Regions from separate parts of the Mus musculus genome. Here regions 1 and 3 are each linked to region 2. The links are chromatin loops, found by intact Hi-C in ENCODE. Cell type or tissue: heart. All regions are shown on one strand.

Evidence for each region. A loop is a pair of places that touch in the nucleus more often than their neighbours do. Peaks named below come from ENCODE experiments on the same cell type or tissue, not always from the same donor. Only the 100,000 strongest peaks of a DNase experiment are listed, where the experiment ranks them.
Region 1: it touches region 2 in a loop (2.5-fold over the local background); 20 of 42 quality-filtered maps call a loop at or near these places.
Region 3: a loop joins it to region 2, with 2.3 times the contacts of the local background. A loop is called at or near these places in 4 of 42 quality-filtered maps.

The regions. Positions count from the first base shown.
Region 1 is chr2:144,455,415-144,463,414 of GRCm38, forward strand. It overlaps the pseudogene Zfp133-ps. Among named protein-coding and RNA genes, the nearest start is that of Gm46768, 39 kb to the left of the region's middle. In heart, no CTCF peak of the experiment used is centred here; a DNase peak (open chromatin) is centred at 3,877; H3K4me3 peaks cover 1,317 bases; H3K27ac peaks cover 1,084 bases; H3K27me3 peaks cover 1,808 bases.
Region 2 is chr2:144,364,437-144,372,436 of GRCm38, forward strand. Pet117 (PET117 homolog) reads left to right here and starts at 4,547. Exons shown (of 2, transcript NM_001164813.1): 1 at 4,547-4,721. The coding sequence starts at 4,626. Kat14 (lysine acetyltransferase 14) reads left to right here and starts at 4,599. Exons shown (of 11, transcript NM_181417.3): 1 at 4,599-4,721. It also overlaps the pseudogene Gm11701. In heart, no CTCF peak of the experiment used is centred here; a DNase peak (open chromatin) is centred at 4,455; H3K4me3 peaks cover 2,248 bases; H3K27ac peaks cover 2,200 bases.
Region 3 is chr2:144,538,071-144,546,070 of GRCm38, forward strand. Polr3f (polymerase (RNA) III (DNA directed) polypeptide F) reads left to right here. Exons shown (of 9, transcript NM_029763.3): 9 at 542-3,709. The coding sequence ends at 619. Rbbp9 (retinoblastoma binding protein 9, serine hydrolase) reads right to left here. Exons shown (of 5, transcript NM_015754.2): 4 at 6,304-6,389; 5 at 4,195-5,939. The coding sequence ends at 5,713. Among named protein-coding and RNA genes, the nearest start is that of Rbbp9, 8.8 kb to the right of the region's middle. In heart, a CTCF peak has its summit at 3,375; no DNase peak of the experiment used is centred here.

The sequences.
Region 1 (8,000 bases), 91 kb after region 2:
GTAAGAACAGTGCTCACTTTTAACTGCTGAGGCATCTATCGAACCCTATATATTATTGTAAAAATTAACCAACCTCGTGACATACTTTTGAAGCAAACCATGCACTAGCAAAAAGAGCTCGTGAGACCACTTGGGAAAGGTGAGGCTGGAAGGTGAGCTCGGGGCTTAGGTAAAGTTTCTGTAAGTCCTACCTAACCTATTTATGCCTGTGTATTTATTTCTGTTATTTTCCCCCCAACTTGGGTTAAGGACTTTCATAAAAATTGTTTCCCATTAATAGAACCATTTAATGCAGTGAATTTGATATCAGAATTATGGCCTTTGTGAAAAGTATTCTTATGCTCTTATTATAAAGCAAAAGCTACTAGGACTTAAGAAAGGGTTGTGTTCACCTCACACAGAGCTGAAAAGGATTTCTGGAATGTTCGTGTTGTTCTATAAACCAGGAGACTGTTTTCATTAAGAATTGAAACCTGGCACTCTGGATCCATAGAATGGCTATGAGATTAGTTACAGAGGACTCTGTTTGGAGGTGAGAAAAAAATTTACTGAATTAGATCCCGCAAAACTCTGGCTTCCAGGGACTGTTCAGAGTTCCTGACTCTTAACAGATATAGCAGAAGGGGACACATTTGCTTAATTATTTGACAAGCAAGGACTGCTGTGACTGAAATAAGGGCCACTTGCTGTCCTTTCTTTGGGTTTTTCCTGAACAACAGTTTGAGCACGTACCAGCCAGCCAGCCTTCATTTCATGCTCCCTGTGGGTTCATTGTGCTTCTCACAGGAATTCTACACTTCTGTTGCTCATTCCAATCTTCTTTTGATGAAGAATCATTTGGGGTTTCAACTAATGAGTTGTTGCTGTTGTCGTGTGTGTTGTTAACAGCAGCAATTGGGAACAACGAGGAAAATAACAAAATGTATGTAGAGAATTCTGCAACTTCCTAGTCAACCAAACCAAGTCATGTAAAAGAAAATCCAACAGTTGAGTTTATGCTTCTGTGAGAACCTAATGGCTTGCTCTTGAACTAACTATTCAGAGGCAGTTATCCAAGTACAACAGGAAGTAACGACCTACATACACAGCCACTGCTCAGCCTATAAATGTCTTAATAGAATCCCTTTGTCCAGCAACTTGGCAGCCTGGGTCTCAAGAGCTTTTCTGTTCCAATTGCATGTGCCATGATTGCCACGTTTAGAGACATTGTTTCAAATGTATCCTGTGGAGATTCAGGGTACAGCTAATTGGCTAAGCATGGACATTTGTGGAAGGAATCTCTGTGTTCAGTCTATCACAAACAAAGCAAAACCTGTATCCTACTAAATTCATGCATTCAACACTAAGAAAGAAAGAAGGGCATAGAACCATGGAAACAGATACCCAGCCCCTGGGAAGTCTCCACTTCCATGGGCATCGACAGGAGATAATTAAATTATTTGATATCTCACCAAAAAGTGTAGGCACACTAAACCAATAATGGCAAAGCCCATTTCTCAGGGAAAAACTCCATCCTCTCTCCCAGGATGACATTGTGCCACGATTGTATTTGACATGGATACATCAAGTCAGAAGGGGTCAAAACAGAGTAAATTTCATACATCCTAAAAATGTATCTTATATAAATATAGCATAGCATATAATAAAGTGTGTCTCAGATATCAATAAGGCAAAGCACACTTCTGAGGCATGTGCAAGCAATTCCACCAGCATAAGGACACGCCAGCACAAGGACACGGACTGGTTGGGTATAAAGACTATAAATATGTCTACAATTTAGCACAATTATGTTAAAAGGTTTTACAAGAAGATAGAATACTGATAGCTGAAACATTCATGATGTATGTCCAAGCAGACATCAGTATGAATCACACACCATTACCATTTTTCAACCACTGACCCAGCTCCCTGCTTCTGCAGCCATGGTGTGCCTTCACACCACGATGATTCTAACCCTCTGGAGCCACAAACCAAAGCAGCTCGTTCTTCCTGAAGTTGCTGTTGGTCATGTTATTTTTTTTTATAACAGCAACAGAAAAGTAACGGTTATACCAGGCTTCGACTCTACTGTTTAAGCTGTATCTTTACCCACCCCACCCCTCAACTAACTTGATTTTTTGGTGAATCATGGCAATTGTAGCTATCTTTTTCTTTTGTAGAATACTCTACTGAAAGTACCCAGGGAAAGAATAACAAACCATTTAAGCCTAAATCATTTCAAGTTTCATATTCATCTATGGCCTTATTGATTCTCACAAACTATCTGTTATATAAGGACTTGTCTGAGCATCAAGATCATGAGAAGAATAAACAAAAATGTTGTGATTTAAAGCAGTGTCTGAGAAAGTAACCTGCCTCCATCTTAGGCTTGCAAGCCATCTGATAGGAAAAACTAACTAGGGTCATTCCTATTTATGACTAGATTTCTGTTTCTCAGAGTTGGGGCTATGCCCTGCTGGTAACCTGAACTTCAAGTGGTTCTGTACTGCCTGTTGTAGGAATCAGCAAAGATGCCTTTGTCTCAGCAGGTTGCTATGACCACCTGTTGTATGACGGGTTTGTCATGAATACCTTGTTATGACCACCATGCAACCATGTCTTTGCTTCAGAAGGTTGTTGTGACCAACTTTTTCTGCTTCTGTAACCCTGCCTACTTGCCTACAGGAAGTCCCCTATTCCTGAGCTATAAAAACCTTTATCTTTCTTATCTCCAATGCTGATCTTTTGAACCCTACTTTTATGGAAATACAGCCCATGTTCCTGAATTTAAAAAAAAGCTTGCATTAATTATTTTATTTTATTTTTTATTTTTTGCTTTGGCCATGATGATTTGTGTCAGTGGTCTTTCTCCTCAAATCTGTGGGATTATCATGTCCAGTTAGTTACAGACGGTTGTGAACTGGTGCTGGGATTCCAACTGAGGTCATCTGTTAGAGCAGCCAGTTCTCCAACATTATTCTTCCATACAGTTCCTTTCTGAGCAAGCACCCACAGCCTTCATGGTTTCTCAGTGAAATCCAGAGGCACGGTCATGAACTCAGTGAGAACCGCTATGCTGTGCACAGCTCTGCTCAATCTGATCCTGCACTTGTCCACAGCTCAGGATGACTGAGCTGGCTGTGCACCGCAGCTACTCATGGCTGATGCGGGAAGATCACGGCCAGCCTGAGGAGTACAGGGGATGACCACAAAAAAGCCCAGGTTTCTCTGGGGTGATGTGGCCATGTTGGCCCAATCTTAGGGTCTCAGTTTATTCTTCCCTGAGCTTTGGAGAGGAGTCAGTCAAGCTGGGACACACTCATCAACGTTTTTCAAAGCATCCAAAGACTTAGAGACTACAAGAATCCCAGGATGAAAAATTCCTGGGTTTGACAGCCCTTCAGTGTTAAGGTGCTTTTGGGCAACTTAGCGGTTCAAAAGAAAAAAGTAAAAGGAGAGCTGTGCCTGTAACTCATTCTCGGAGCTTTTGCCTAAAATATATATTGTACTGGCTTCAAACCCTTGCAGGCTCCCAGCCCAAGGCCCTGAAAATCCCCCAAAGTGCTGTTCATCCATTTAGTAACCAAGAAGCATCTATGGGTCGCCACTTCCGCCGGCCAGTGTGTTTGTGTTTGGAGGAGGAAAGGGGTGTCATTTGGCACCGGATGCGGAAATCTCTGCAGGGGTCACGGGGAGTGCAGCTCCTCGGGCAGTGGCAGGAGAGTTTATGTTTTAAATGTGTTTTATGAACGCGATTTTAGGAAGGAGAGGGCATCCAGATGCCGCAGCAACCACTCTCCATTTAAGCAAAGCAGGCGTCCCAGAAAGGGACTGATCAGAGGTCAACGGGAGCTACACGCCTTTCGAGCACAACTGGTGTCGCGGGGCATGCTGGGAAGCATGTTTCTTGTGCCTGGAGCCCTCTGGGTAGTGTAGTCCTGGTGCCTGCTGGGCACAGGGGTGGGAGGTGCTCCCCAGCTGGAGGCTGGAGCATCCCTTGTCCTTTGGTGAGTGCTACTGGAAGCTGGAAGTTGAGGGAACGCAGGTGCGGGTGTGTTTTCTTGTGAGATGGACACGCATCTCTGAGGGCGTTGTGTTAGCTTCAGCTGCGAACCCCAGGGATAGATGGATGCAAGGCTCGACCCTTCTGTGTTAGGGTTCTTGTGGGTGGGGACAGGTTCAGGATTGGTTGAAATCCCAGCATTGGTAGAGATCGCTCATAATATAAGTCCCCATGTAGGTGAGGCTTGAGTGAGGAAACTTTTAAGGTTTGATACTTACTAGGTGGCGGGGTGGGACTGCCTCTGGATTTTTGGGTGGTTTGGGGAGCTGATGGTCTTCGGGTACTACCACCCCCCAACTTTGCTGAGGTGTCCAGGTGTCTATATTGGCCTGATTTTAGGTACTCAGTTTAGTGCCCCCTTCTCCCAAGTTAGAGCCTTGGAGAGGAGGCAGTCAAACTAGGGCCCATTCCTCAAGGTGTTTTGTTTTGTTTTGTTTTTTGAAACCTGGTTTCTTTGTGTAGCCCCGACTCTCCTGAAATTTGCTCTGTAACAAGGCTGACCTTGAACTCAGAGATCCACCTGCTTCTGTCTCCCAAGTCCTGGGAGTAAAAGATGTGTGCCACCACCTCCCATGCTCAAGGTTTTCAAAGCATCCAAAGACTTAGGTGACTACAAGAAGTCTAGGATTTTAAATGGAATTTTAATGTCTTATTTTGGAGAAGTTCCAAACAGCCAGAAAGATAGGAAAATCCAAAGATCTACCACCCAGATTCAAGTTTGTCGCCATGTGACTAATCATGATTCATCTTAAAGCGGACACACTGGGAGTCCTTACAACCCCAAGGACTCTGGTCTTCACAGCCATGTTTTCCCAAGCTGTCACTTCATAGTTTTGTCACCTCAGCAGGGACCTGATCTCATTGTGTCTCTAGTCTCATGTGTAAAATGACAGTAGTATCTACTTTGAGTTGTTGGAAGAGTAGAATAAAACGTGCCTGCCAGGAACAGTCTCTAGAATGTTCTAAGAGTCCAGGAAGTATTGACTCTCATCACTACTGGCAGAGTGGACCATCTTACATCTCCCAGCACCTTTGGGCTCCTGACAGCCCAGTTTCAGGTGCCCTTCCCTTTTACGCCCTGAACCAGGAATATGTTTCCTTTGCTCTCTTTGGACATCTTGTATTTCATGGTGTCCCGATGCAGGTCAGAGCCCTAGCTGGTTCCTCTAGGACAGTTTTTGCAGGGTCTATTCAGGCAGGCTATACCTCCACTAATTTCCTGTGTTCTACCTCAGCCCTCATTTATCCTGCTCAGTCCCAGGGGTCATCAGGAGCCAGCCTCTGTCCATCCTCATTTACAGTTTGTCCTGCTGGAATAGTTTTAAGGAATTTTCAGTTACTTTCCTGGCACATAACTTCAGTAGACATCACACACACACAATTTTATTTTAAAAGACACACAACTTTAATGTGTACAATTTCGTCGTTACACCCAGCAACATGAGTAACTTGTTAATATGTTTTAATATTTAATCCATATGGACTCCTCCTCAGTTGTTTAAAGAAATCTGCTTTTCGCTGCTTTTCTCTCCAGCCATAACATCTGTGATTAAAGGCAGGTGAGAGAAGTACCTGGAATTCTGTGTGCTGGCTTTCTCTTTCTGCGTCCCTCCTCCTGTTTCCCTGAGCCTTGCTGTTCCATGCTTAACAACTCTAACTTCGATCTGCTGATGCAAGCTGGCTCTCCGCATTTGCCTTGCTTCCGTGGTCTTTGCAGACTCACTTTGCACTTGGTTGGCTGTGGCACTCTCTATTCCTACATGTGCTCTCTTAAATCGGTGAGTTAGAATCCTATCTTCTGTCCGTCTCTTGCCACTCTCACACTGTAGCAGGGGTCTTTCATGTCTACACACCAGGATACTTCCTTGTCAAGGATCTGACTTGATCCTGCTCTTCTCCGTATTTCTCTGGATAGTTCCCCTCCTGTGCTAATTCTTCAAAGGGGAGCAGGGCCCTGGCAACGCCCTTTTAGGTTCAGACGTAAGTCCTTGAGGTCATCCTTGATTCTTCCTTGTTTTTTACAAGCTGTCTATGGCAGCCGAGTCTGAAATCGAATGACCTGTAACCCCTGCTGCTTCCTCTGTGGTCTGTGTCACCATTGTCCGGGAATGATCATTGCTATCTCTTGTCCTCTTCTTTTATTCTCTTATGTTCCCCCCTCCCCTGATAGAAACCACAAGGATCTTTTCAGCCATAAATCAAATTATGGCATCCATTTACAAAACCCTTCCCCGTGGCTTCCCATCCTAATGAAAGTTAAAACGAGTATTGTATAAGGCTGGGTCTCCCTGCACCACATTTACATTTGGGCTTCATCTCTGTTGCTCCATCCTGACACTTGGCATCAGCTGCATCTGTTGTTCTTTACCTTGCCAGCCTGACTGTCTTGCATCAGGGTCTTTGTCCTGGCTCTCCTCTCGTCTGAGATGCTTACTCCTCACATCCTTCAGATTCTGTGACCTTATAGAGGTCTCTCTAATCACCCTAGTTAAAATTCCAGAGCCCCAGCCATGCTACTACTTTCCTTCAGTGCTTATTCATGTCTGTTAAAACGAAAATGTTTTTGTTAAAATGTTTTCTTCATTTATTCAGCTGTAGTCATTTAAGTATTACCAAGATGATATTCTCAATATCTTTGATGCTTTCGTGGGTTCACTTGAAGACTGGGGCCAGCAAGGACCCCTGGTCTCACCCTCTCCATATAGTATGTAGTACTTGACCATAACCCCAACCCCTGCTTCTGGAGAGTAGTTGGGACTTCATAGATGGTATCTTAGGATTCCCAAGAGTGAAAGCTGTCTAGCATTCTTCGGATGTAAGCTTGCCATACAGTGTTACTTGCACCACATTTATTAGTTAAGACAAAGGTAACCCCAAACCAATGTTTAAAGCTGCAATGATTTGAACAGCAGAAAACAAAATGATAATGTCATATTGTAACCCCAAAGATAAGGTAAGGACCCATCTGGACATAAATAAATAATTGAAGTCAATAAACAGGAAGATGGGACAGCTGTTCCTACAGAATTCTAATTAATGAATTTCTGATGGAAAAGGAAAGGAGAACATGTCATTTTGTAAATATCGTAATAATAACGGGTGTGGGTAGGCTTCGTGGATGTATGGTTAAATAGGTGAGTGGAGGTTTGAGGAGACACAGGTCACTGGTATAGTCTCCACAGATCCCTCAGCAGGGTGAATGATAGTGCTATTCACACCAGTGTGAATATAGTGTGAATGATAGTGCTATTCACACCAGTGTGAATATAGTGTGAATGATAGTGCTATTCACACCAGTGTGAATATAGTGTGAATGATAGTGCTATTCACACCAGTGTGAATATAGTGTGAATGATAGTGCTATTCACACAAGTGAACGCAGACCTGCACAAGTTACTGCTCTTCCTGCTTTGCAGATACATTCTGAGGAGCATGGTGGACCATGCTGTCTTTTTTGGAGGAGTCACTGTACTATTCTGTGGCTGGGCCATTTTATATTTCCTCCTGTAATGTGTAGTGGTCGAGTTTTCACGGGTGACTATTTACATGTCTTCCTGTTTGTAAGCAGAAATGACACGTTTTAGTGTTTTTGGGGTTCATCTCTCATCCCAGCTTGAGAAAATGCTTTTGTAAGCTTAAATATGTTTTTCATATTTGGTTGAAGAGGAAGGAGAGATGGTGTGTGTTTTGGTATTGTTTCATCTTTTTTGCTTTTCAAGAATCCGGATTTCCCTTGCTTGCTTGTTTTTCCCTTTACCTTGCTCTTTCCTTCCTAGAAGGGGATTTTACCCACAAGCCTTTTAGAGAAAGCTTGCTCAGCCTACACCCTCTCATTTCTGTTCTCCTTACTTAGATATACTTTCAAGAGACTGTCCTTCTTTGGGGGGCCGGGAAAGGTGGCTCCAGGGTTCCAGAGAGCCAAGGGAATGATTCCTGTCGTCCTGACGTCATAGGATGG
Region 2 (8,000 bases):
CCAGGAAGCTCTGCAGTGCCTTGTTCTCATCAGAGATTTGGTCTTTTAGTGTCTCCTGATAAAAAATCTTGTAGCTGCTGAGCTGTTCCGACAGGATAGAGTTCTCCTTCTTTAGCTCCTGCTGCTTCCTCAACGCTACAGCTTCCTTCTTCTTCCACATTTCCACTGTCTGCTCCAGAATCTTCTGGAGCTGCTTCTGAAGCTCTTCTACTCTGATCCCCAAGGCCTTCTTTTCTGAGATCATCTTCTGGTTGCATTCTATCAGCCGGTGCAGCTCACTCTCCCAGGAGGCCTTCTCTTCCTCCCAGGAGGCCTTCTCTTCCTCCTAGGAGGCCTTCTCTTCCTCCCTGGAGGCCTTCTCTTTCTCCCTGGAGGCCTTCTCTTTCTCCCAGGAGGCCTTCTCTTCCTCCCAGGAGGCCTTCTCTTCCTCCCAGGAGGCCTTCTCTTCCTCCCAGGAGGCCTTCTCTTCCTCCCAGGAGGCCTTCTCTTCCTCCCAGGAGGCCTTCTCTTCCTCCCAGGAGGCCTTCTCTTCCTCCCAGGAGGCCTTCTCTTCCTCCCAGGAGGCCTTCTCTTCCTCCAAGGAGGTCTTCTCTTCCTCCCAGGAGGCCTTCTCTTCCTCCCAAGAGGCCTTCTCTTCCTCCCAGGAGGCCTTCTCTTCCACTTCCTGTTCTAAGGTCTTATTGACCCTCTGTGTTGCTTCCAGTGCCACCTGCTTCCTCTGTAGCTGCTCATGGAGGTCAGTGTACTTGTCTTTCAGCTCCTGGTTTTCTTGGTAAAGCTCCTCACTGAGCAGTTCCATCTCTTCTACCTTTTCCATATTGATAACAACAATTATGTCCTCGTCAGGGTCTGGACAGAACTGGAAAGGGACACTTGTTCCCCGGACCAAACCATCTTCATCCACATAGCAGAACTGGTAGCACTCCACATCCTTGGGAAGGTAATAAGCTTTGAATTGGATTTCCTGCTGTGTGGCTGAATCCTTGTTTTGGTCTTTTGGCAAGGGAGCCCACATGAAGGTATAATACTCCTGAGTGGTCTTCCACCCTACTTTAAAGATGCCGATCCAGTCCTTGGGTCGAGGGATGAACTTTTCAGTGAGGGTATATCTCACGTGATATCTCCTTTAGGAACATAGAACTTCTCCACATTGTTAAACAGGACCTGAGAGAAGTTGCCATGTTCCAGCAAGGTAGGTATGGGGCACTGGTCCATGGTGGAGTTCGGGCACAGCAGCCAGCAGCAGCAAAACAGCAGCAGGGCATGCAAAGGCGGATGGGCAAGTTTAAGGACTGAAGAGAGGCTGTCTCTTCTTATCCTTAAACTGTATCAATACTTAAAATGTGTGAGTCCTGTCACTCTGAAGTGGAGCGCCCCGATGATGTTTGGGGTACTCTCTCCTCCTTCTTTCCGGTTGGCCACAGTTGGTAAAAAGGACTCTCACTGTTGCCTATTGCTGCTTCTCCTTTGAGCGATGTGGTCCTTGGGATGAGCCTAAGGGAACCCACCAGAGATGATCACTCAGACAGTTTATAGGCAAATCAAAGTCTTTATTCCAGCCAGCTGGACCTGTTCTTGGTATTAGGGTAAGGGTTTTAAAGACAAAGACCATACATCTTGATACCTCACTTGGCAGCTGCAAGTCTGAGGTTTGCACAAGCAGGCAGTTTAACAGAAGCTAAGATAAGTTAGGTAGGGCATATGGACCTTGGGATGGTGTACTGGCTAGTTTTGTGTGTCAACTTGACACAAACTGGAGTTGTCACAGAAAAAGGAGCCTCCCTTGAGGAAATGCCTTCATGAGATCCAGCTCTAAGGCATTTTCTCAATTAGTGATCAAGCCGGGTAGGGCCTATTGTGGGTGGTGCCATCCTTGGGCTGGTAGTCCTGGGTTCTATAAGAAAGCAAAGCGAGCAAGCCAGGGGAAGCAAGCCAATAAGTAACATCCCTCCATGGTCTCTGCATCAGCTCCTGCTTCCTGACCTGCTTGAGTTCCAAGTCCTTGACTTCCTTTGGTGATGAACAGCAATGTGGAAGTATAAGCTAAATAAATCCTTTTCTTCCCAACTTGCTTCTTAGTCATGATGTTTGTGCAGGAATAGAAACCCTGACTAAGACAGATGGGTATAGAATGGAGTTGGGTAATTTTCCACAGGATTCTTCATCAAGCAGATCAAATCCTAGTTAAACCAAAGTGGCCTCAGCAAGAGTACAAGATGGAGGAGCCTCTTCTTGTCCTGTCACAAGCCTTCCTAGCACTTCAGGTGTAACTTAAATGTAAGAGTTAACTGAACATGGTAAATAATATGTGGTCATCAGTGATGCTTTCTCTGAAAGACCTTGGCATAAAAGAGGGAAAAATAAGACTTACTTAGTAGACGTTTCCAATTGCCCAGTAAACTATTTTCTTTAATTACAGTGCCCACTCCTAAAAATACACCCAAACTAGATGTTCTAGCAACTATTTTAAAGTAAATAAATAAGTTGCTTTTCAGGATCTGATGGCACACAGTCATTCAGCTACTAAGGTAAGTAATAATAATTATAAAAAACATCTTGCTTTGGTTTGTAATCATTGGCCTACACTTTAGACACAACACTTACAGCTGCCTCCTCCTCCTCCTCCTCTTGAGACATTGTTTCTGTGTGTAGTCCTGGCCATCCTGGAACTAGCTCTGTAGACGAGGCTGGCCTCGAACTCAGAGTTCTGCCTACCTCTGCTTCCCCAGGGCTGGGATTAAAGGTGTATACCACAACTGCCTAGCATAAGAGATTTTTAAAAACAAAATACATTTAAAGAAGACAAATTGGAAAATTAATCACAATAGAATGCATGGTCATTTATACTTCTGGTGTCATTCCAAGGCCATTCATAGCTGTTACACTCGCTGATTTACTGGATGAAAAGTCTGGGGTTATCATAAATAAAAAGTATTGTGGCATGATTTTTCCTTAGGGAAATATGCAAAAATAACTTGAATCTCTTCTCATTCTAAAAGTCACTGGTCCCAAACTCTATTTTCACATTCAAAGATATAACCTGGGCTGGTGAGATGGTTCAACAGGTAAGAGCACTGACTGCTCTTCCAAAGGTCCTATGTTCAAATCCCAGAAACCACATGGTGGCTCACAACCACACGAAATGAGATCTGATATCCTTTTCTGGTGTGTATAATAATAAATAAATCTTTGTGCTGGCGCAAGCAGAGGTCCTAAATTCAATTTCCAACAACCACATGAAGGTTCACAACCATCTGTACAGCTACAGTGTATTCATATACATAAAATAAATCTTTAAAAATAAATAAACCTAGATTCTTTAAAAAATAAATTAAAGTCGGGCGTGGTGTCGCATGCCTTTAATCCCAGCACTCAGGAGGCAGAGGCAGGCGGATTTCTGAGTTTGAGGCCAGCCTGGTCTACAAAGTGAGTTCCAGGACAGTCAGGGCTACACAGAGAAGCCCTGTCAAAACAAACAAACAAAGAAACAAACAAAAAACACCAAAAAAATTAATTAAAAAAAAAAAACCAAAGATATAACCAATGCAGTATGCTAACTGTTCATAATAGTATTTTCTTCATGCCGTTTGGGTTCACTTAACAGAGAACGAAAGAGCAAAGCATACTGAGACGAAGTGAATGTTGGGGAAACACTGGGAATACCTAATCAAGGCCTGAATGAGCCTTATCATTGTTGTCTATCGGTTTTCAGCAGCAGCTTTGAATGTGTACTTTCCTGGGTAAGAGTGATTTACTGATATGCCATTCTTCATTGGCATCACAAATACTTAAAAGTTCTGGGAAGCCAAGTCTCTTTTTTAATTTAAGGGGTAAGTGCAAATGACACCATCCTTAGCCTCTTGTGAACTACTCTGACACAAGGATCTTACAAGCATTCCTGAAAGGCTCCAAGGGCATCAACGACATTTTTTTTTTCTTTTGGTTTTTTGAGACAGGGTTTCTCTGTATAGCCCTGGTTGTCCTGGAACTCACTTTGTAGACCAGGCAGGACTCGAACTCAGAAATCCGCCTGCCTCTGCCTCGGGAGTGGTGGGATTAAAGGCGTGAGCCACCACGCCGGGCAACGCCATTTCTTAAGATTACAGGAGCTAAACATGTCCGGATCCTTGCCTGACCCAGTGCATTTCCCAACAGAAGTTTAGTAGGCAACAAGGTGTAGCCGAGGCTGAGGCAGGATTGCGAGTTTGAAGCTAGTTTGAGCTGCACAGCAATACCTTGTCAAAAAACCAACCACCCAGCTTTTAGACTCTAAGAAAATTTAGGGTCTGATCAGTCGCCCCATAGCGACCAGATGTCCTCCGTACATACTCCACTGGCACTCCCAACCCCACCCTCGCGACTCCAAAGCAGCCCAGCACTGCGACTTCCTGGTGAAGGCGGTCCCCAAATAGGAAAGCCAGGGCCCCAGGCAGCCACTCCCAAGAAGCAGCGAAGCGGGCCAGGGGTTACGCTCGGCGCTCGATTGCTAGAGCCTGGCGACGATAGCACTTGCAACGGCTCTGCGCTCGAGAGGTCGAGCCTGGCCCGTTGCGGCTGCGGCGGCGGCGGCGGCTGTGGCGGCGGCGGGGGCGGGCGCGGGAGCGAGTCCGCGGCCGGGAGCGGGAATGTCGAGGAGTTCGAAGGCAGTGCTGGGCCTCTCGGTGCTGCTGACGGCGGCCACGGTGGCCGGCGTGCATCTGAAGCAGCGGCAGGACCGGCAGGTCGGTGTCACGTGACCGCGTCTTCCGGGGCGCCGAGCCCGCAGCTGTCCCTGCGCGCGTGGCGGGCCGGGCGGGCTGCAAGGGCGCGTTCAGGACGCCGACTTCTCTCCCCCAGCCACGAGGCGGGAGACTGGGGCGGAAGCCTCGGGGCAGGGGTGTAGTCCAGAGTTAGAGAGTTGCTAGGGTGAGCTCGAGGCCCTGGGGGCAGCACAGCCCACAAAGCCTTACCCAGGAATTGTTAAATCCGGAGATAAAGCAGCTCACACCCAGCACACCCCCCAGTGCCTTTGGCTAAAGAAACTTGAGATTTTTGCAACTTGCATTAACAAAACATTTTGCTACTGGACTTAGGTTCTGGAAAGGATAAAAGGTAGCGAGCGCCCTTCACGTTTTCTTTTAATGGCTTTCTTTCGGAGAATAACTGGCTTATTAATCAGCGACTAACCGACTCTTCCTCATTCCAGTTTGCAACGCTGGCTAGTGCGCTGAGCACACTGAGAACACATAGTTAATTATAACCTCTCGAGATTGTTCTTTTTATAATGGTGCCACACTGTGCTGGCCAGTACTTGGTATTTGCCCTTTCAAGCAATACCTTTACAGTTATTTGGTTTGAATCGGATTTGCCATGGGCAGAAGTTACTGAAAGCCTCAAGAGTCACCAGACCATCGACCTTTGTATTCACAAACTAGGAATTGCAATGAAACTAGGCTTGCAAATTCAGAACCATTTTGAGGAGCAGGGTCGATGTGCAGTGATGGAGAAGCACACAAGGAATTAAAGATTTGGGATTAAAATATGGTTCCCCAGGGATATCTTCTGGAGTAGAAGCAAGAAACTTCCTTCTTGGGAGGAAAAGGAAAAGATGGTGGTTCTAATTAAACTTGGAAGACAGGGTGTCTGTGTCCTCCTGATGTGTTTTGGAGACAGCGTTTGCTATCAGTTTTGTTTCAAACTCTGTTCCCCTGAGAAGTTTTTACAGTATGAGCAGACCAATTAAATCAGATCTCTGGAGCATGGAGACTCAGCTGTGTTCCAAAAGGCACGCCAAAGGCTTTAATGAAACGGTTGAGAATCACAGTTAGAGAATGGAAGTGTGCAAAGATCTAGTTATTTCTTGGAAGTTAGTGACCAAGACATACTGACCAAAATAAGCTGTCCAGTAGCTATTCATTAGCGACTTACTGTAACATCGAGGAAGGTAGATGTCTTGAAAACTTCAAGGTGGCAGTAAAGGAAATAATGGCTTGTTTTCTGTCTACCCACACCAGACACAGTGTTTTTCACTTTACAGACATTGTCTTTAACTCTCAAAGGAACTTAGTAGACATCAATTACAGATGGTTCCTAACTTAAAGATGGTTAACTTGGTTTTATGTATGTGTTTGGGTGTTTTTTTTTTAAAGATTTATTTATTTATTATATGTAAGTACACTGTAGCTGTCTTCAGACACTCCAGAAGAGGGTGTCAGATCTTGTTACAGATGGTTGTGAGCCACCATGTGGTTGCTGGGATTTGAACTCAGGACCTTCGGAAGAGCAGTTAGTGCTTTTAACCACTGAGCCATCTCTCCAGCCCCGGTTAACTTGGTTTTTAGGAAAGCAGTATCGTTTGTATTTAGTGAAACTTTCTTTGAATATTGAATTTTGGTATTTTCCCAGGCTCAGGATCAATGGTAGGATTCTTTCAAAATGCCAGGCAGCAAAACAAACCTCAGACCCCAGGGAGCCCCGGAATGCTGATGTTCAGTGGTATCATGTCAGAACACCTTTATTATTTTCAGTTTATCATGAGGTTTTCCAGGTATGGTCCTATGGTAAGTTGAGGAGTGTTAATGATTCTACAGGAATCAAGGCTCCAGATGCTAGAGTTAGGTTAGTAAAGAGCTGTGTTAGTTAGGGTTTCCTATTGCTATGACAAAGCACCATGACTAAATGCACCTTGGGGTGGAAAGGGGTCAACTTCCAGCTCCATATCACAGTTCATCAATGAAAGCAATTGAGGTGATAATCTGGAAGTAGGAACTGAAGCAGAGGCTGTGAAAGAGCTGCTCACTGGCGGCTTATGTTAAGACAAAGTCTTTCTGTGTTGTCTTGGCTGGCTCAGAGCTCAGAGAGATCTGCCTGCTACTACCTCCTAAATTCTAGAACTAATGTACCACCATGCTGGACCTGAGCCCTCACTCTTACATTTCCCAACTCCACTGGTGTAGCAAATGTAGCTGTAGGCCTGGGAGAGGCTCAGTAAGAACTAGGTGAGTATTTATTTATTTATCTATTTATTTATTTATTTTGAGTAGACTTTATTGTAAAAACACAAACCCCTTGCAAATAAATAAAAACATCACACATCAAAATTAATGAGACTCAAAGTCTGTACAACTCAGTGAACTGCACAGTAAACGTTCACATGTGCTTTATTTATTTTTATTGTTTTATATTTAAGAGGGTTTGCATGCATGTGCGAGCACTCATGCATATCTGGTGCCTGTGGAGGTTAGACAAGGTCATCACATCCCTTTGGTCCAGAGTTACAGCCACTTGTGAGCCTCTGTGGAAACTGAAGTTATGTCATGCAAGAATGAGCACTTCTCTCCTGAGCCCTACCTCCAGCCCTTCTGTATGGTTAGGAGAGGTAGGTGTTCATTCAGAACGGAAGCTCTGGAGCTCCACTTTCAGTACTGAATTCGCTTTTATACACTTACCCACCACCAACCCCAAAAAACCCATGACAGATTTAGACCCAGAAAAACAATCAGCTTATATTCCCTTTCATAGTTTGTATCCATTCTCGTCCAGTCCTTCCTCATCTCCTTATATATAGCTTTTCTTGTTCTCTTTTCTTCATGATATGCTGTACCCACATGCACCTTCATTTCTGTATTTACAAATAACATTGCTTAGATTCTGCATATGAGAGAGAACTGCAGTTTCTTTCTGAGAGTGTGTGACCTTGTTCAATATTATATATTCTAATTCTATTCATTTTTCTACAGATTTTTAAACTTTATTTTTCTTTAAAGCTGCATGGTAATCTATCGTGTGTGTGTGTGTGTGTTTGTGTGTGTGTGTATACACACACTAAATTTTCATTATCCATTCATCTGTTGGTGGCCAATTAGGTTGATTCAGGTTCTTTGTTAGGCCAGCCTTTAAAAATAGAGATAGGTGGGAAGCAGAGATAGATCTCTGTGAGTTTGAGGCCAGCCTGGTCTATATCATGAGAGCTAGGACAGTCAGTATTACATAGAAAGATGCTGTCTCCAAAAAAGAAAGAA
Region 3 (8,000 bases), 170 kb after region 2:
GTAATTCTACTTAGCACCCTATGAAGATCCTTAAACACAGAATATCTTCAACTTAGTAGAAATTAAATTGTTGTCCATCAGTGTAGTACTCACTTCCTTCATTCCTAAGCACCTGCTAATAGCCTTTTACCCAGGTAAAAGGGCAGGAGAATGGGCTCGTCTTCATGCTGTGTTAATATGCCTCCAAGCCAGGCAGGGAGGTGTATACCTTAGTCCCAGCATTTGGGAGGCAGAGGCAGTTGGATCTCTGAGTTTGAAGCCTGCCTTTTCTACATAGTGAATTCCATGACAGCCAGGATTACATAGTGAGACCCTGTCTTAAAAAGCAAAAACCAAGAGAACCAAGCAAACCAAAATATAAAAGCTTATAGTTAACCATGACCACAAAGTAGGCACTGTTACAGTATGCTCTTCAGTCCTTATCTGTTTCAAAGAATATTTTCTTTCTTTTTTTTCTTCATTTACTATTGCTTTAAATCAGTGGGGATCTGATATTTTAAAACTTGAATTTGAATAGACTTTTTATTTTTATTTTTTAAAGGTTTTTGAGGACTGCCATGAAGGTGGTGAGATTTCGCCGTCTAATTGTATTTACATGACAGAGTGGCTTGAATTTTAATGAGAGCTGTGCACTTTATCTACATTTGGCAAACTGAACTCCATGGAGAACAAACAATTCATGATGGAGTGTAAATTTCTTTGAAAGCATACTTCACAATAATGGATACTGACTTGCTGCTATGAAAACATTTATTTATGAAGACAGAACACAAAGCAGATTGAGTTTAATAAAGTTTAATTGGGAAGTCTCTTCTTCAGTAAGTAAAATACCTTGAAGGTCTGGAAGGCAAGGAAAAGAAGCCAGCAAGCCTATGTTGACCAAGTACTGAGATAAAGGCTGGAACGAGAAGATGTTCACTAGAGTTGCTTCATTGAAAACTCATCGGGGTTATTACCACCATTTGTTTGGTTGTTTTTGGGTTTTGTTGAGAAGAAATTACAAGTGGTGCAGACAGGAACAGCTGATGGCATGTGTGCCATCTTGGGGCCTGGGTAGTCAAGTGGGCATTCCTTTTTCATGCCATCTGTTGCTCTTCACCCCAGGACTCTTTCAGGGGAGTGTGCCTCCATACCGACCTCACTCCCAAATGCTGTTGTACAGGACGTGTTTCCACATCACTGTTATTCCATGCTAAAAGAAATAGTCTCACTGTTCCTTTTTTGTTAAGGCTATCACTTTTCTCTGTATGCCTTAATTGTATTATTTCCTGGGTTTTTTTCCAGATTCTCATTCCATGCCTGTAGTGTGACTCTCTCTACCACTAGTGCCAAATTCAAATTTTACAGTCTAAATTCCAGGACAGCCAGAGCTATATAGGGAGAGACCCAGTCTCACACATACAAATAAAAATAGAACATTGCCCTTCATTCAGTCTCTGAGGGTTGGTAACCAGTATTTAGCTGGTGCCCTTTTCTCTTATTCTTCAAAACACTGGTATGACATGTCTGAGCAGAAAGCCATCACTGTGTACTTTCTCAGTCCTGGCTGTTCGGCCCTGGAAAACATTAATTGGCGTGCTGTTGTACAGAAGGTAGCCTCTGAAGGATCTCAGCTCGTGGATTGTCTCTTTCTAAAGATTTATTTATCTGTAAGTACACTGTAGTTGTCTTCAGACACTCCAGAAGAGGGCGTCTGATTTCATTACAGATGGTTGCAAGCCACCATGTGGTTGCTGGGATTTGAACTTGGGACCTTCAGAAGAGCAGTCAGTGCTCTTAATCCCTGAGCCACCTCACCAGCACTCCCCTCCCCTTTTTGTTTTGAGACAGGGTTTCTCTATGTAGCTCTGACTGTCCTAGAACTCTGTAGACCAAACTCAGGGATCTGCCTGCCTCTACTGCCCAAGGACTATGATTAAAGATGCGATACCCGCACCTGGCTCTTTTTTCCATTTTTATCTCTCTTACATATTTAATTTTCTAGTAAGGTAAGACTAGTGCTTATTTGATAGGTCAGGCAGATCGGACATTGTTACCATGCCGCACCTCACAAGAGGTGGAGGGAAAAAAAACCCTGTGTTTTATATATAATCTAACACTTAAAATAGCTGGTGTCATTGAATGCTTACTCTTATAGAGCTGGCCATAGACTTCATCTGATAAAAGTGAACTAGTGAGTTTGATTTTACTCAGGTAACTAATGATGCTATTCACTTAGAGCACTGTCAGAAGGTGGTAGAACTCAGCTCCACAGAGGATCCCAGTGCAAACCCTTTAAGTTGGTCCATGCTTTTGGCTTATATAAAAAACTTAGTACGATCAAACAACCTTAGACACGAAGTAAGCTGAGTATAGTGGAAAGCCTTTAATCCCAGTACCCAGGAGGCAGAGGCAGGCAGATCTAGGACAGCCAGAGCTACATAAAGAAACCCTATCTTGAGGAACCAAATAACAATAAAAGAGAGAAGTTATCTTCTAGCCAGCCTGGTCTACAGAGTGAGTTCCAGGACAGCCAGGGCTACACAGAAAAACCCTGTCTCGAAAAAAAAGAAAAAAGTTGTTTTGGAAATCTGCTCCGCATTCTGTTTTGTTGTTAGAGATAAGAGCATCACTCCACACTGGCCTGGAATAAACTTGATGGCCCAGGCTGGCATTGAACTCAGTTATTCTGCTTTAGCTTTCCAAGTGCTGGGATTCCAGGCACGCATTTAGCAGCCGGGCCTGGCTTTGCATTGTCTTGATAATTAGATGAGTTTTTAAATCAGCACTCAGTGGTTAGAAATGTTCCTTGCCTCACCAGAATAAAGAGAGCTTAGATATTTTTCCTCAGCATTATTTTTTACTCTGAGTATTTTTGCCTTGTAATGTATTTTTTTACTGTATTAACTGAGAAGGATAGAGAAGTCTGAAAATGTAGCAACTGTTCTGTAAATAAAGTGGGAATAAGCTATCAAAAGAAATTGTGGGCCTCTAAAATCATAATGTCACAAAATCAAATTGCAGATGAAGCCCAGATTCTTCATACTCTCCCACTTAGTACTAGGCCTTTTGTTCACCTGAGCACACATACTACTAATCTGTTGAGGACCCCGTTTAAAAGTGATCCATAAAGAAGGGAGACATGAGGTGATTTAGTGGTTCTTAATGTGGATTCTCACATTAAACTTTGAATTTGGCAATAAATAAGTTTTAAATAAGGGTTTTGGTGGTAATTAAGCAAAGTAGTCATATCAATTCTGTGATGGACAGTGATCGAATACTCCTCGTACGATGAGGCCTCTGGCCCAACCATCAACCCAACAGTTAAGGGGGGAAAAGTAGTTTCAGATTTACTATCTGGTAGGTGAGAGATGAATACAAAATATGCGCCCTCTAGCAGTATGATCCAGTAAGACAGCATCTTGAACAGAATCCTGCCTCTATGTTGCTCCTGCAGGGTTTATAGGTATGTGCCACATCTGGACAAATAGCATTTTCTATCATGATGGAAATAGTCTTTATTTGGTGTTTAGTCCAGTAACCTTCAGCCAGATGGCTGGCCAGCACTTGACACAAATGATTAAGAGCTAAGTTTTTATTTAGTTGCCTGTGCATACTGTTTATATTAGACGGCACAGCTCAACAGAGAGCTCTCTTGCATACTCTCCCCCTGGGAATTATTGAAACTCACACTGAAATGTGTTAGTTTATAATTAAGATTTTTAACGTTAGGAAAAAAAAATAAGTGTTTTCATTGTGTGTGTGTGTGTATGTGTATGTAACAGGCTTTTTAGCGGTGATTCAGTCAAGCCTACAATCCAATTTGAGTCTACTTGAATTTGAAATTAGTAATTATTTACTCTGCTCTTTTGAATTCTTAAATTAACATACAAATGTTTGCTATTTGTTTTCTGCAGGATAAAATATATTCATTTGATATATATAACTTTCTGTTTCTGGTATTATTCATTCCCATGTGAACACTTAGAGTACACCTATATATATGTTTGTCGTCCTATCCTCCAAATATACTTATGTTAAAAGTTAAAGTCATCCCTGACTTTAGAAATCCCCAAATCATTTTAGGCTAACACAACAGCTTTGTACCCCTTCTAGGATAAAAGTGTGGGGGATCACATTTCTGCATCTGTCACGGGTTCTGAGTCATCAAGTTTAAGTACACTAGAGATCTTTGGCACCACAGCAGTCAGAAGATACTAGGAAATAAACATTTTTTATTATATCTTTTTACATTTGGTCAAAGTACTTTATAAACCAGTGGAAATGGAATCATCAAACCATTTTATACATTGAATATATACAATATAAAAAGTAGTATTAAAAAGGGGTTGTTTATGTGAGTGAATATGAGAAGACTCGGCAGTGTTGCTTGAATACTCTCTACAAGAGGCTGAACTCTATAGAATTAACCTGGCATAGTTTATTTTATGTATGTGAGTACACGGTGTCTTCAGACTTAGCAGAAGAGGGCGTCAGATCCCATTACAGAGCCACCATGTCGTTTCTGGGAATTGAAATCTGGTCTTCTAGAAAAAGGTTCTTTTGAGGACACTTAGAACTTAATAACACAGTACAGGTTGCTCCCTTGTCTTCCACCTTTACTATTATGTTCATTTTGGTTGTCTTAGGCTTTTCTTGGATTCATAGAGAATCTAAAAATGTTTACCTCCAACTCACAAATGGATGACCTGGTCTTTATCTTGCAGCATTTGCAAATCTTTGAATTACAATGCTGTTGCCAGCTACCATAATTCATGTAGGGATTGTATATACATACATACATATTCCCCCAGTTAAAAAAGGACATGAGTGCTTATGTGTCTATATTTTAGTACTTCCCCATGACCTAATCCTGCCAGTCATATATAGCTGATACCCAGGTGACAGGCTATGCAGATATCTGCCCATACAGCTCCTTACTGAACATCCATAGATGTCAGTCTCTCTCAACTTGTCAGAAAGACCTGGGGATGTAGTGGGGTCAGGGATGTCGGTGATCAAGACCCAAGTGTGAGATTACTCTCTTGAGCCAGCCTGAAAGACCAGCTAGAGTTTTGAGTTCTAATAACATTCGGGGCCTCGAATCATGTTTTCTTTCTCCAGTAAGAGAAAAATTTTATTTCAAAAAGGAAAAACTGTCACTCATATAAGTTGAATGAAAACCTGTTTTTTGGTTTTGTTTTGTTTTATTCTGAGATAGGGTTTTACTTTACTAGGCCTACACAGGCCTCAAATTCAAGATCCACCTTCCTCACGTTTATAAGTACTGGGGCCTCAGAAGTAGATTGCATCTTGCTAAACCTATTGAGTTAAAATTTGGAATGAGACTCAGGAGACCTGGGCTGTCTTGTTCTTTCTTTTCTTAGACAGGGTCAAGCTAGCCTTCCCTTCCTGATCCCCTGCTTTCTCTGAAGTAATTACAGGGACACACCACCATGACCGTCAAGTCCTGGATTCTTCTCTCTCTCTGCATCAACAGGATAGGTAAACAAACTCTGTGTCCCTTATCAAACAGGAAACCTACTGCTATAGTTAGTAGCTTTTCAGGAAGATTTAAGTTCTGTGGGAACTGAAAGTGCTGGTAACTTGGTGTGAGTGTTCAAACGGGTTTGTTCAGGCGCTTCTGCAGCTTAACTGTCTAGTGCTGGTGAGAAGAGTTGCTGTTATTATTCTCCTCCACCCTGGCTTGTTAGAGAGCAGGAGCCATCCTGACTATTCTGGTCCTTTCAGCATAGACTTCACCACACTAATCAGTTCATGGAACTCTGTGTTCTGAAAGTGACCACGGTCAGTGAATTTGTACAATTTGGCGTCCAGCCTATCTGCTACTTCTTGTTGTTCCTTCCAGGGAAGGAAGGGGTCATCAGTAGAGCCAAACTGTACAATGTGAGGGCAGTTGGCCTTGATCTTCTCCCACTGCCAGGGGCGGCTGAAGTACCCTGTAGGAGGGGGAAGAGCCTATCAATGTGCGTGAATTGACAACATCTGAAAATAGCACAGAGGGATGTAAAGGACCAGAGACCTGAGTTCAGAGGTGTCCTTTGGTTTTGGTCTCTGTAGGGCTTAATATCATACTGACTTAACAAAGACAAAGTAAAAGGGTGAAATAAAACCAGGCCCTGGGATTTATTCTAGACTTTGGGTTGGAAAAGAGATGTCCCTCACATCCAAAAGTAAGTCAAAAAAATCTCCCATTTGCTCTTTATATTTTTAGGGTTGAGAGAGAATAACGATTCTGTAACTTGAACAGTCTGTCCTGTGTTTAGGGAGGGGCTTTTCTAGGGGCTTGTCCTAAAGACTTACCACTTGCACGCTCATTTTCATCTCCCAAGTCTGATGTGTATGCAGACACCAATACGAGAGCATATACCTGATGTGTCTCTGCATACCTGGAATGAGACAGACAGTGTCAATCATACATGGTGTTATTAAATCTGAAAAACAGTAACACACCTGATACAAGTTCACAGAAAGGTATTTAGTGTATGCTTCTGAGATAAACACGAAAAACATCAAGAGAATTTCACAACCACTGTCTCTGACATGTGCATTTATCCACCGTTTTATGAGTTAGCATCACTTGGGTGGTCACCATGCTGATTCAGACTTCTGGGCTCAGCCTTAGGGCATGTGGTTGAGCGTAATGGGACTAAGGCCCAGGAGCCTGCGTTTTAAGGCATGCAGTCTCTAACCCATTTGACTAATGCAAATAATCTGTGAACTGTAATTTAAGAAAAGCTGGACAAGGGTGGAAAAATACTTGTACAGTCCGTTGCAGAGGCATTCTCATCTGTGTTGTAGTACATTTGGCTCCACTCCCAGACAAACTGGCCCCTTAAGGGCAGGAGTTAGAACAGCACCCTACACGTAGAGCACCAGCTCATTATCTGCAGATGCCCTTGCTCAGCCAAGAGTAGGCTGAGGAATGATGCGAGACCTTTGAGGAAGTTTTTGTGCTATGAAATGTTTAGGGCTAGAATTCCATTCTTGAAGATAAACCTTTCCGCTGGGGACAGCATTAACCTTAGCCCTGGACAATGGCTGTATAGATTCCATTTGTGCATGACTGCTTTTCAGTTTGCCTTGGTGTGAATAATTATTCTAGTATTATACCTGATTTTCCTATTTCTTCTTCTGCTCTGGTGAATTCTGTGAAACTAGTTGTTCCTTGATGTAATGATTAAACAATTACAAATTGAGGTATGGGGCACAGCACAGTCCTAATGGCCTAGGTGCATGCTGTGTGCTCTCATCTTGGAAACAATGTAATAACTGCACAATAGTAATTCCAGATTAATGTTTAACCTGCAAAGAAAGTTTAAAGAAATTATTAGAAAGTGAAATAGAGCCAACATCAGGACCCGGAGAAATGAAAAAACTATTGAATTTATGAAGTAAATTTTGCACAATATTTGAGAGGATCTCCTAGATAAGCAAGTATAGAATACATAAAACTATATACTAGTAAAACTAAGCCAAAAACACTGGGACTCTTAGGAGAGTCACTGTGTGCAATGTGCAGAAGCAGAAAACTAGCAGAACTGCTGAGCTAAGGGTTAACCTGACTCTTCTGGCCACTGCCTGGCAGCTTTGCCCATGTCGTTTATCATTAGAGCTTCCCAGGAAAATGCAAGTAGCTGACCTTGGAGCTCTGAGCTCTAAAGTACAATAAGTCAAAAGTTAAAGTTTAAATAATGATTAAGTTTGCAATTATTATTTTGGCCACAGGCCTGGGGATAGGGGAAGCTTGAAACTGGGGAACAATTGTAATTCTTGATTCTTTGTGGCATGTGGTTATTCTTTTGAATTTGATTTAGCAATGATTATACAATGTCTTTTTTTTTCTACCTGCTTTTGGGGTATCAAAAAAAGACTGGGGCAAGAAAAAGGCGAGAGAGTGAGTGGAGGGTGAGTGAGGTACGCATGAGGTGTGTGGGAGGTGAGTGGAAAGTGAGTAGAGTGTGGGGAGAAGAGTGTGTGTGTGTGTGTGAGAGAGAGAG